2 separate regions of the Homo sapiens genome follow, and region 1 is linked to region 2. Evidence: chromatin contacts called from ENCODE Hi-C or POLR2A ChIA-PET data. All regions are on one chromosome and are shown on one strand. The core of a region is the stretch at or near the end of the contact, and the rest is flanking DNA. Distances in the headings are between cores, read along the strand shown.

Region 1 (6,911 bases), core at 4,399-6,898, 65 kb after region 2:
GCTGACACTCATCAATGCTGCTTAACTTCTTTGCAACAGGCAGGGGGCAGATATCATTTACAAGAAATGCAGACGTCCCGCTGTGGTCCCGTGGCACTCCCCAACCTTCTGCTGCGGCTTTCAGCGTGCTCCCCACATTGTCTTCCGCACAAAGACAAACTGGAAATGTTATGGCCTTTGATTTTAGTATTCATCCCTCTCCATAGTGAATTCCATTTTCAATAGGCTTATGTCACATGTCCCCCAGGTACACTCCCGTGATCACCGCTGTCTCCCCACTGGCAGACACCCCTGGTGGCCTGACGGGGCTCATCAGTCAGTGATGCAGCTTGATGAGGGGCAGGCAGCTGGCCAGGGGCGAGCTGGAGCAGTGGAGTCGGTTCGCTGTTGGCTCCACAGCATCACCTTGAGTCCCATGCAAATGAGCTTGCACATTGGGAGCTCACTTCTTCCTGCTGAGTAGTATTCCGTGGTGTGGACGCACTGCGGCGTGTCCAACCACTCACCTGATGATGAACATTTGGGCTGTTTCCTGTTTGGGGCTATTATGAAAAAGCTGCTGTGAACGTTGGAGTATGAGTGTTTGTATGGTTACATCAATCCCTTTGTCTTGGGTAAGTATCTAGGAGGGGAATTGTTGGCTGATGTGGTAGGTGCATGTTTAACATTTTCGGACACTGCCGAAGTGTTTTCCCAAGTGGCTGCCCCATTTTCCCTTCCCACCAGAAAGGCACGGGCACCCCCGGTGCTCCACATCTCCTCCCTGGTAAACCAACACTTGGTGTGGTCAGTGGTTTTTGTTTTACCCATTCTAATAGATGTTAAACGTCCAGGAATTTTGAGAGCTAAACAAACACTATCATTATTAAAAAGTTAAATTATGTAAACTGACAAATTATATGAAAAATAAAGGAGATACTCAAAACTCACGTCTTCATTATTCGAGCATGCTTTACTGTTGCTGTGTGTTGACACCTGTCAGATGTGTGTGGTGGAAATCCTGGAATCTCTTCCCAAGGTCACCTTCAGTGACTTCCTGTTGGTAGCTTAAGACTGGCCAAGTGGAAGTATTATACCGCAGAGCTCGGCATGCCACGGCATGCCAGGGCTTGATGTATTACTGCTTTGTTGATTGCCTAGACTTTAGAAAGAGGTGAAGAAAATGCTAATATTGCAGATTAAACTGAAGAATGCTGGGTCTGCGGCCATTACATTATAAATAGCAAAAAAATAAATAAAAATAAACATTTTCGGTATTTGAAAACTATCATCCAATTAAGCAAAGAAGTTGCTCATCTTTGCTGCTTCATGTTTATCTTACTCATTAAAATAAATGAAAACATCAGCCAACATGTATGTGGGAAGCACAGCTGTCCATCCATCGCACTCAAGTACAGGGTACAGATAACAAGAACTCAGTAAAAGTCAATGAAGGTATTTTGTGAGTATTCATTGGCCATGTGGAATTTACGGCGAAGAGTATATTGTGTATTTTGTTGCATATTTTATATATATTGTGGATTTTATTATTTGTAAATTGTGTGTTCATGTATATGTATGCATGTGCCTGTGTGTATAGCCTGTGTGTATATAGAGAAAGAGACAGGGGAGGAAGGGAGAGAGATCCATGCCTACATACATACGTGTACATTTCCTTTCCTGGAAAGCTGGTTGTTAACCATTTATAAGCACATTGCTGCTTTGAGGCAGCAGAGAGGCAGGTCACAGCCTGTCTGGGCAGCATGGTACGCAAGACGCCTGGCCTGGCCAGTCTCGACATGGACTCGGGGAGGGCGCCCGAGGCCAGGCCACCGTGAGGCCAGGGGAGCCCAGAGTGATGAGAGAGAGGCACCTCAGCCCAAGACAGGTGAGAGGGCCCAAAACCAGAGACCCCTCCACAGAGGCGGCAGCAGCCAAAATCAGGCTGTCACCTGCCTGTCTGTCCCATCCTGGGGTTGAGACCCTTCTAGCATGCCCAATGAGAAGGGCCCCACTTGGTGTCACCTACCCAGCAGGTCAGTGGCAAGACCAGGTTTTTTTTCTTGTTTTTGGATTTGGAAGGGGGGTCTCACTGTCGCCCAGGCTGGAGTACAGTGGTGCCATCATGGCTCACTGCAGCCTCACTTTCCCAGGCTCAAGTGATCCTCTGGCCCTCAGCCTCCTGAGTAGCTGGGACTACAGATGTGTGCCTCCACTCCTAATTTTTCTTTTTAATTTTTGTAGAGATAGGGTCTTGCTATGTTGCCCCGGTCAGTCTCAAACTCCTGGGCTCCAGCAATCCGCCTGCCTTGGCCTCCCAAAGTGCTGGGATTATAGGCGTAAGCCACCATGCCCAACCAAGGCCAGGGTTTTAAGGGTAACACCTGCTGGATTCGGCTGCCCAGCTGGAGCCTGGCCAGTAAGATAAACAGAAGCAGGCCCTGTCTGGGCACCAGGGGATCTGGGGGCTCAGTGTCCCCTACTCCAGCTTCTGTAGGGCCAGCCCAGGGCTTGTGACACTCTCCCAGGTGATGCTCTCCTCGGGAAGCTTGGCTGTGACAAGATCTTCTGGTTACTAACCACATTCCCAAACTAGGTCCTGTGGGGCTTCCCCAGACCGTGCCCCCTCCCCTCCCCTGCTGCCACTGTCCTTGGCCAGGCCCATAGCTCTCCCTCCCTCCACCAAAGCCCTCCATGCTCTGCTTCTGCCCGCCTTGCCGTCGCTGTCCTCTCCAGCCCATTCTCCATGCAGCAGCCTGATGTGGTTTGGACGTTCGTCCCCTCCAAATCTCAGTTTGAGATGTAACCCCCAATGTTGGAGGTGGGGCCTTGGTGGGAGGCGTTTGGGTCATGGGGTTGGATCCCTCATGAATGGCTTGGTGCCGTCCTCACCTCCGCAAGGAGTTGAATTCTCGCTGTGAGTTCACCTCCCCGCCTCTCTCTTGCTCCCCCTTTGCCTTCTGCCATAAGTGGAAGCTTCCTGAGGCCCCACCAGTTAACAGATGCCAGCACTGCTGAGCCAAAATAAACCCGCTGTCTTTGTAAATGACCCAGCCTCAAGTATTTCTTCACAGCAACTCGAGAACAGCTCGGCACGCAGCCCAAGCAGCATATGGCAGAAGCCTACACCAGACTTTTCCCCTCTCCTGCTCATGACCCTCCGCGGCTCCCCGCTGCCATCAGGGTCAGGCCTGGCCCGGGCCACAAGGAAGGTCTGAGGTGGTCACTGCCTGTGCTCTGGCCTCACCATCCTACCACCGTGCACGCTGCAGTGGCTCCAGTCATTCTGACCTACTTAGGGCTTCCCAGATTGTCCAGCTGGCTGGAGGCTCAGGCTTTGCTCATGTGAGTCACTCTCAGGCGTGGCCACCCCATCCCTTCTTACCTGACCCAGCGTTGGTGACAGGTCTCTCCCCACCCATGAGGCCTCCCAAGACTGGAAGTGCCTCAGGGTGGGGCCCCTGAGGCAGGTTAGCAGGGAACCCAAAGCACAGTGCGGTGGCCAGAAGCTGCCCTCCCACCGAGCGGCCTCCTGGCCCTACGGGGACACGGGCTGCAGGATAGGCTCCCTTCCAGGGTCACCCTCACAGCACCAGCCACCCCACCTCTGCTCCGTGCACCGTCAGGGCCCTTAGCATGTACATGTACATGTGCATGCCCACATGTGGGGGCACCTCCCTTTTCCCCAGCACCCCGTTTCTTAACATTTCACCCTGTTACCACTTCACAGAGCAGGGACAGAGACTCCAGGTCCCACGGCGGGCAAGCGCTGCAGCTGAGCTTTGTGCCCAGGCAGGCGGCCGGCTCTGTGGGCTTAAGGCCCTACTCATGGCTTCTTTGGGCCTCTGGGGTGACAATGCAGATGGGCGGCAATCAGCCCACAGCCACAACCCATCAGCCCTCAGACCAACCCAAGAGCTTGACGTCTCCCTACCCAGCCACCCACGGTCCTCACCGCGAGGAGAGGCCATAGGGGGGCGGCCCTGGAGGTCTTGTGCTGGCCCCTGGCATGGCTCACCGCCTGGCCCTGCTCAGCAGGGGGTCGAGGGAGTCCAGCCCCTAGTATCTGGCCAGCTAGTCGGAGGGTGAGTAGTTGGCAATGTTTATTGGGAAACAGCAAACTCTGCTGGGCACCCAGGCCAGCCGGGAGAGCACGGCCCTGGAAGCGGGGCCTGGAGAGGAATCCAGGGCCGTATGGCTGGTCAGGCAGCCAGGGAAGGCCTGGCAGGTGCACGGACCTGAGGCTGCCCAGATAGGAGGAGCCGGGGGTGGTAGAGGCCAGCTGAACGGTGGAGGCTGGCACTGTCCATGGCACAGGAGGTGGCCCTGGTGCTCAGGCCTCCAGGCTGGGGTCATCAGGCGGCAAGTACATGGGCTCGATGTGGGCCCACCCACGGGCCTGCTCATCGGCCCAGGCGAGCAGCTCTGCGGCGCGGTGCAGGAAGATCAGGAGCAGGGTGTGCACGTCGCCCTCGGCTGAGTGGGCTGCGCTTGGCTCTGCCCGGAAGTAGCGGTGGAAGAGGCTGCCGAGGCTGTAACCCTGGCGGCCCCGGGCCCGGGTGCCGTGGCTGTGGGCGCGGTCCAGGCCCCGCAGGGCCGGCAGCGTGTCCAGGCAGACAGTGTCCCGGGGCAGGCGGGCACCCAGGCGCCGCAGCTCGGCACACAGCAGGGGGAAATCATAATCAAAGCCATTGTGGGCCACAAGGCAGATGGGCCCTGCCTGGCGGCTCAGGAAGGCCTGCAGCGTCCGCACCACGGCGCCATCAAAGCCAGCCTTCCGGCATCGCGCCAGGCCCTCACTGCTCAGGCCGGTGATCTCGCTGGCCTTGGCAGTGAAGGGGCGCTCCGGGCACATGCACAGCGTGAGCTTGTCCAGGACCCGGGGCAATACTAGGGCACCAGACTCGTCGTGCTCCGGGTTCTCCAGGGAGGAGCGGTGGACAGCAAAGAGGGACAGCTCGGCAATCTCGGGCTCCACACTGGGGAGCCCAGTGGCTTCCAGGTCCAGGAAGACAAAGGTCTCGGCCCGGGGTGCCTCGGACATGGTGATGTTCCCACGGGGATAGCAAGTCCTCAAACTGTCCGAGCGAGAGGCACAAACCCTGAGGACTGGAGAGAGGGGTTCGCCCGGGCCCTGCTGTGTACCATCCTCCCCCTAGCCAAAGCTCTGACCCTTCTGGGGCTCACTTCCTGCCACCCCCGACCACAGCACCTGTGACCTTTGGCTCTGGGAGCGTCAGCCCCACTCCTGTCACCTACTGAACAGAAAAGGCAGGCCTCAGAGCGCTCTACTGCCTGCCTCCAGCCACAGTCCCCAGCAGGGATTGGGAGAGGCAGAGGCAGCTCAGGGACCGCACCTTGGCGGGGTCCAGCCCCTTCACCGGAATGCCTTGGCTGGGAACCTGGGGCATAGCACACTGGGTCTCCAGCCCTGGAACCAGCTGCCGGGAAGCAGGCAAGCAGCCACCCGAAAGAGCCCATGCAGTGCACCCAGCTCCCGCTGGGCTCGACCTCCCCACCCTTGTCCCTGGCACACAGGTGCTGGTCCCGAGCTGGCCTCTGCCTGCTTGCCCCCAGGCTCCCGGGGAGACTGTCCTTGCCAACCCCACCACACCAGCTTACCTGGGGCGGGCACTGACCGGCTTCCTGGGCTTCTGGGCACCTGTCGCCACACAGGCTGCTCTAGGCGGCCTTTAATCAGCGGCCGCAGCCCGCCCCCAGCTGCCTGTTGGCCAACAATGAGGCCTGGGGCCTCAGGACCTGCGCAGCCGGCTCGCTCGCCACCCCCTCGCTAGCTCACAGCCACTGAGACACACGCCCCGTGTTTACAAATTAGGAAGCAGGCCCCGAGCTCTTCACAGGCACGGGGAGGAAGCCAGAGTGGTGCGGAAGGCAGTAACCTCCACCTAGCCAGGCTGTGGCTGCCAGGCCTGGCAGGCCTGGGGTCAATGCCTCCCCCATGCTGGGGCCAATGCCTCCCCCATGCTGGGGCCAGTTACACAAAGGCAACAGGTCCTCTTTGCCAGGCCTCAGTCTCCCCGTCACTGGAGATCAGGTGCCGCTCGTGGGGATGAAGCGAGCTCTGGAGTGTGACCAAGGTGCCCACACATGCCGTGCTCAGCCTCCAAAGGGGAAGGGGTGCTCCCCCAAAACCTAGGGATGGGGCAGCCTCGGGAGATGCTATCTGCTTTAAGGACGTCGCTTCATCATGTCTACCGTGCACCTAACAGTGGCTGCTGGGGAAGGAAGGGAGGTGGGCCTGGCCCGGGAGCTGTGCAGGCCGCAGCTGAGCTAATGCTTCCTCCACCACAGATAAGCAACGTTAGGGGGTGGGCCAGGAGCGCCGGGACTACAGGAGGAGTGAAGCCCAGCCCCTCGGACCCCAGGCTCAGGGACCTGCCCTGTCTATCCCGCTCCAGGCAAAGGGCACCAGGTCCTTCCCGGTCCTGCGAGCAGTGGCGCCCTGAAGACCTCATTCTGGAGCAAGAGACAACAGCCCTTGATGGTGGGTGCACTGCAGGGCCAGCCCCATGCTGGGGGCACAGAGAGGTGACCAAGAGGAGTCCCTTGGCCTATAAATCAGGTGGTGCACCTGCACCATGGTGACCACAGGCCTGCCCGGCCTCCCACCTCTCACAGTGGTGGCTGGGGGATGCCTCAGGCGACTGGGATGGAGGGGGGTCTGGCACCTGGCTCCTCCTGGCCTCCTTGCCTTGTGTGCCCACAGGGACCTTGGGGAAGCAAAGGAGATGGTGCCAGGAGGGAGCAGGGTGGGGCGGGCAGCAGCAGGTACAATGGCCCCAAGGAGGCAGAGGCCCTACCAGTCACGCCTGTTCCGGTACTCACAGGGAGGGAGGCAGCTGTGACAGGCACACTGCTCAGGGAGATACTGGGTCACCCTGGGAAGCCCAGACAGCATCTTCCTGGACAAC
Region 2 (6,477 bases), core at 1,660-4,159:
CATAAATATATACACCTACTACGTATGTACCCACAAAAATTGTTTTAATTATGGAGGAAGTGTCCGTGAGCTAAGGAATTCGGCTGGAGGTGCTGGAGGTGTGAACTGGAGAAGGTGTGAACAGGATTCTCCCCTGGAGCCTCCTGAGAGGGTGTGGCCCTGCTGGCATCTTAACTGTGGCCTAGTGAAACTGATTTGGGACTTCTGCTCCCACCACAGCCCCCTGTATGAGCTTAGGGCCCTTCACTGCACAGACTTCTTCTCAGGTCCTGGGAGGGGTCCCAGAGATTTTGTATTTGTAATTTTATATTCTTTTCCTTAAAGAGGTCCCTCCAAATTCATAAACTTTAGGCTCCATAAACTGTGGATCCACCCCTACCCTGCCTAAACCACCCACCAGCAAATGGAATGAGACCCCCACAGGAGGCTTCCAGTGGTAGGCAGAATTCTAAGATAGCCCCCAGTTCCCCATCCCCTGGGGTACAAGTCCAATGTGACACCCCAGGTGGTGAATCTGAGGGACCATCACCCCTATGATCGGGTTATGGTACATGGCACAGGTGACTTTAAGAAAGGGAAGCTCTCTTCAGTAGGCCTGACCTAATCACATGAGCCCTGGAAATCTGGGTCTAGAGGCCAGAGACAGAGAAGTCGGGGAGTCCAGGCGTGAAAGGGGTTGAATGAGACAACAGCTCTTCTGCCGGCTTTGAAGATGGGGAAGCCCAGAGCGGCCCCTGTTGACAGCCAGCAAGGAATGGGACCTCAGTCCGATAGCCACAAGGAGCTGAATTTGGCCAAGAACCTTCATGAACTTGGAAGTGGGTTATTCCCCAGAGCCTCCAGATAGGAGTGCAGCCTGTGAGACCCTGAGCCTCAGACCCAGCCACTTCATGCCCAGAGCTTCTGACCCACAGAAAGGAGTGTTCGTGACAGCTGCTAAGTTTGCGGTAATCACTCCCACAGCAATGCCTAACTAATCCCCTTACAATGGCAATTCGGCCCCTGGCGGGAGGGCTGAGCATGTGACCCCAAGATAGGGGCCCTGCCAGCAAGGGTGACACAGGGTGGGGTAAGCAGCTACCCCAAATGCAGATGGGACCCCTGCAGATTATAGTGCAAATGTCCCTTCCTCCAGGGACTCTTCTCTGCCCTTTCTCCTCCTAGATGACACCAGAACTCCTTTTCTGCTCTCAGAACACCTGGCATTCGCCTATACATCACTGTCACCACTTGTAGTTGTCACCTAACTGGGAAGTTACTTTTTAATGTCTAGACCACTGCCTCCACAAGGGCAGGAAGGCTGGCGGATCTTGGCTCACTGCTGTACCCCAGCACCCAGCATAGTGCCTGCCCTGGCACACAGTGGGGACTCAGTGAATGGGGGTGGGGGATGGGTGCATTCGCTTTCATCCTCTGCCTGTAGGTCCTCAGTTGCGGTTTCATGGAGCGGCCACGTTGAAGGCAGGGGAACAAGGGGTGGCGGGAAGTGCTGAAGGGGCGGTTGAGGGGCAGTCCTGGAGTCTGCATGGTGAAGAAAGGAGGCCTGGAAGAGGTTGGGGCCAAGGTAGGCGGGGACAAGGGCTGTTGCTCTCTCCCATCAAGGTCACGGGGATGTAGAGGAAGGAAGAAGAGGCTTCCATTGAGAAAGGGTGCTTGGGAGTGGGAGGTCGGTGGGCAGGTCCAGGGTGCACCCATGAGAGTGCGGGAGCAAGGGGGATAAACAACAGCAGGGACACTCCAGACAAGCATGACTAGATGGGGCAGGCCTAAAGGGGAGGAGTGCAGTGCCAGACGTGACATCGCAGGGCAGAGGGGGTGCGGCCCCTTCGCCTTCCCACTGTGGCACATGGGGCCATGGCCTTGGATGCATGCCAGCCTTGCCCAAGGCAGGAGGTGGAGGAGAAGGCAGACGCAAGGGCCAAGGGCAGGGGCACAGTGGGAGGCCTGGGGGAGGAGGAGAGCCCAGGCAAGAATGCAGGGCCGGGAGGGAGTAGTGGGGAGAAGACTGCTGAGTGCCCACCTCCAAGGGCCGGGAGGTAAGGTGGAGGGATCACTGGGGTCACCTGGATGCCGAGAGTGGGGTGTAGAGGGAGTTTTCCATCTCCTTGGCCAAACTCTGAGTTCTATGTCTGTGCCCTGAGCTCCTAACCCGGGGCCAGCCCAAGTGGGTGCTCCACGCATGGTTGTGTCATCAACACCTACTGCACAGAGGCAGAGGCTAAGGGCTGGGGTGCCTCGAGAACCCTCATGAAGCTCGTGGCCTCAAGAGAGAAAGAGATGGGCATCATGCCAGGAAAGAAGTGGGGCCTGAAGCAATCTTGCTGGTGACAGGAGCTCTGAGGATAGCAGGGATCTGTCACAAATCTTGCTGGTGACAGGAGCTCTGAGATAGCAGGGATCTGTCACAAGCTCTAACACGTCAGAGCCACTCGTGACACTCACCAATGTGAGCCTCTGTTTCCTAACATGTCCAACCATTTCCATCCTGCCTGCTGCACGAGGCCGTGGCCCATGTGCCCCTCTTCTGTAGAACGCTCTCTTGCCTCGCTCAGGTTTCAGATTCAGGGTCACCTACTCAGAGCCCCTTCCTGGAGCCCAGCTGCCAGTCATCTTTGTCCTGCTGGGTCACTTCACAGTACTTCTCCCAGTCCGTTCTTTTTTGATGGCCACCTCCATGCGTCCCCTGGGCTCTCTGGAGCCACATCCACCCAGCTTACCAGTGTGTCCCAGGACCCAGCCCCCGAGGAATCAGCAAAGGGAATGGCTTGTAAGGAGGAAATGAAGTGAGGTGAGGAAAAGCGCCCAGCACTGCATCTGCTACAAAGCGCTTCTGGCATTTCCTTGAACCATGAGATGCAAACAGATTGTAAGTTTAGGAAAGAGGAAAGTTGGTAACCAAAGCAGTGGAGCTGAGAGGGTTTCCTGGCAGGCGGGCTGTAATCCCTGGCCCGCATGGCCACGGAAGCTGCCTGCAGCCCTTCCTGGGCAGCCGTGCACAGACTGGCGGCCCCAGCCTAAGTCACAGGACTCTGAGTTAGAGCATGTTTCTGTTGGCCGAGCTGTCACCCAGGATAGCTGTCCTTGTCAGCACTGGCCATCCTCCCAGTTCTCAATCTCGAGGCCTCGGGGCTCTGCAATAGAAGCCACCAAAGCAGGTGGAAAAGAGGTCAGCTGACCTTCAAGGGGCCACTGAGGGCGGCCTTCAGGCCAGAGGGTGAGACAGAGGTGGCCTGTGAGGGCACCAGGCACCCAATGGGGATGTGCGCTGGGCTATTTGAATCTTTTGACAAAATCTGTCACCTAGCTCCTCTGGGCATCAGCAGAAGGTGAGGGTGACCTCCCCAGGTGATCTCGGCCTCCTTTCTGGCTGGATACTGGTGACGTGAATACAATGCAGCTGGGCCCCCCAGAGACCCATCACCTGCCATTGTCTGGGAGGTGGACTTAAAACTGACTTTCAAGGCCTCAGACAGGCACCAAAGGCCTTTTCTCCTGGGAAGCAACAGTGGGGTTGGAGGAGTCCCAGGGGAGACGGTTCAGCTATTCACCTTCATGAAGACCTCACCCCACAGGCTGGAGGGCCCCAGTTCCTACTTCTCTCCTTCAGCCCAAGCCAGAGGCCTTGGGGACTCAGACCCACAGACCGCATAATGGCCCCAAGCCCAAGCTTACTGAAATAGAGGAGGCCCTGCTGCCTCTCTCTGATTTCAGGGGGCCAGAGAAGAGAGGTGTGAGAGCTAGGGGGTCACCAACAGTTGATCTTGGGCTGAGAAATTAGGAAAAAGATCAAATCCTAAATGACAAGATTTTCTTCTAGAACTACCATTCGCCTTTCTTGGTCCACAGTGAGCTCAGATGGACTAGGAGCATCGCAGGGCTTGTTTATATAGGGAAATGCTCCTGGCGTGGATTTGTGGACTGAGCTAAACTCCTGAAGCCAGGGCAGGTGGAAAGGCTCCTGTCATGTGCACGTTTGTCTACCAGTGGCGCCATGTGCCTGGCTGGCTCTGGCTGGCCAGTTACATATGTTGAACTACCAGGGGCTCTGTGTCTTTTAAGGACATGATTCCAGATTCCACTGGAGTCAAACCTATTTCGTGGTGCAGAGTCGCTGGGCAACTAGCAATCTGCATGTGGTTTTCATCGCAAATCTCATCTCCCATGTCAGATGAGTAGTCTGCTGTTGCCGTGGTGAATCAGTATTATACTGTGACCTTGATTCTGGGCAGAAATGTACGTTGCCTTGACCATGATTACACAAAATACGTTGTCTAGGAAACAGCACAGTTCCGAGAACAGGAAGGGCTAGATAATTCTTGGCTTTGCTTGGAAGCCACACAGTGTTACCTTGTACCCAGCGGGGTCTCAGCTTTCCTTGGAGGCCCCTCTGCTGTCTCTGTGTGTGACACAGACAGAGAGGCAGGACAGAGCCAGGGACAGACAGAAAGGGGGAAACATCAGAAAGTCACAGGCTAGGGTGAGCCTCTGCAGCTGCTGTGTGAGAGCTGCTGGGGAGGGGGCCAGGCTTCTGGCCTCTTGCCCAGTCTCTGTCACCCAATGCAGTTCCAGGACTGGGGAGGTGTGGCACTGTGGGAGGGCATCACCCACCTCTGGGAAATGTTGGTTGCCTGGCTCCATCTATGGGAAGCTCTGCAAATACATGCACCACAAACCCCCCAAATTCCCCACACACAAACACACACACCATACACCCCACACACACCACACATGAACACACAAACACACCACACATGAACACACACACCACACAGACCACACACAGCACACACCACGTACATCCCACACATGAACACATGCCACACACCTCACATGAACACACACTACACACATCACACATGAACACACACCACATATGAACACACACACATCACACACACCACACATGAACACACACCATACACCACATACCACATGGACCACACACATGAACACACACCCCACACACCCCACATAAATACACCACACATGAACACACACACAGCACACATGAACACATACACACTACATACACTCCCCACATGAACACACACACCCCCCATATGAACACACATACCATATACCTCACATACCCCACATGAACACACCCTCCACATAGTCCCATATGAACACACACACCCTACACATGAACACGCACACACCACACATGAACACACACCCTGCACACCACACATGAACACATACACCCCACATGCCACACATGAACACACACCACACACAGTTCCCTGCATGAACACACACACCACACACACCTCACTTGAACACACACACCACATACACCACACACGAAAACACACCCCACACAACCCACACCACACATGAACACAAATACACCACACACAAACACACACATCACATAGACCACACACACACCCCCACACACCACACATGAAGACACACACCCTACACATGAACACACATATCACACAACCTCCACACATGAACACACACACCCCACATGAACACATACACTACACACACCCCACATGCATCCCCACATGAAAACACACAACACACATGGAAAACACTCCACACAGCCAACACACACCACACATGAACACAAACACACCACATGTGAACACACATCACACCCCACACACACCACACAGACCACACACACCCTACACACACTACACATGAACACACACAGACACACCCTACTCATGAACACACACATTACACAACCCCACACATGAAAACTCACACGCCCCACAGCCTGCACCCCCTATACAGCCCACACCACACACACACCACACACCCCACATACACCACACACACCCCACATGAACACACAAACCACACATGAACACACACACCACACATGAATACACACACCACACATGAACACACAGATCACACACACACCACACATGAACACACACCACACACCCCACATGAACACACACACACGATATATGAACAAACACACCACAACCACACCCACACATGAACACATGCACCACACATGAACACAGCACACACATGAACACACACCACACACCACACAGACCCCCCACGTGAATACACACACACCAGACACACCACACACACACACACAGGCACACATGCACCCCATGCCAGGGGCAGACTGACACGAGAGTAGCATCTGGAGCCTGGAGTCCATTTCTCTCCCCTTATAAGGCATTCACTCCCTCAACGCTCTCCCAGCATGATGGCGGAAGTGAGAGACCGAACCCAGAGGAGAAGGCTGTCAAGGCGAGGTCTGCGCCCTGGCAGAGGCTGCCCACAGGGGGAAAGGTGGTGCTGTACCTGGTTGACTTCCAGTCCAATGTCTTGCTCATCCCCCCGCTCACCATGGGTTCTTCCATGCCAGCAGCCCAGGCTGAACCCCTCAGCGTCATCCAGAAACCCCCACCCCACCAGGCACCTCGCTCATTACTCATGAACTCCTGCTATCTGGGCCCCTCAGCAGCCCCCAACCCATCCACCACTCCTCTC

Evidence for each region. A loop is a pair of places that touch in the nucleus more often than their neighbours do. ChIA-PET counts read pairs that join two places held with the same protein, here RNA polymerase II (POLR2A).
Region 1: a map of dorsolateral prefrontal cortex shows a loop between it and region 2 (2.5-fold over the local background). The contact joins the promoter of TREX2 here to the enhancer-like site in region 2. A Hi-C loop is called at or near these places in 2 of 168 maps with a recorded cell type or tissue (dorsolateral prefrontal cortex and mammary epithelial cell). POLR2A ChIA-PET finds 5 or more read pairs at or near these places in 1 of 52 experiments (activated CD8-positive, alpha-beta memory T cell).

The regions. Positions count from the first base shown.
Region 1 is chrX:153,440,408-153,447,318 of GRCh38, forward strand. TREX2 (three prime repair exonuclease 2) reads right to left here and starts at 5,649. Exons shown (of 2, transcript NM_080701.4): 1 at 5,602-5,649; 2 at 4,066-5,088. The coding sequence starts at 5,023. The coding sequence ends at 4,313.
Region 2 is chrX:153,377,827-153,384,303 of GRCh38, forward strand. No RefSeq gene overlaps it. Among named protein-coding and RNA genes, the nearest start is that of PNMA6E, 20 kb to the right of the region's middle. Within about 2 kb of position 2,910, at least 6 of the 41 ENCODE cell types and tissues checked have a DNase peak (open chromatin) inside an H3K27ac peak, as active enhancers do; they include dorsolateral prefrontal cortex, where a contact is called at or near this core.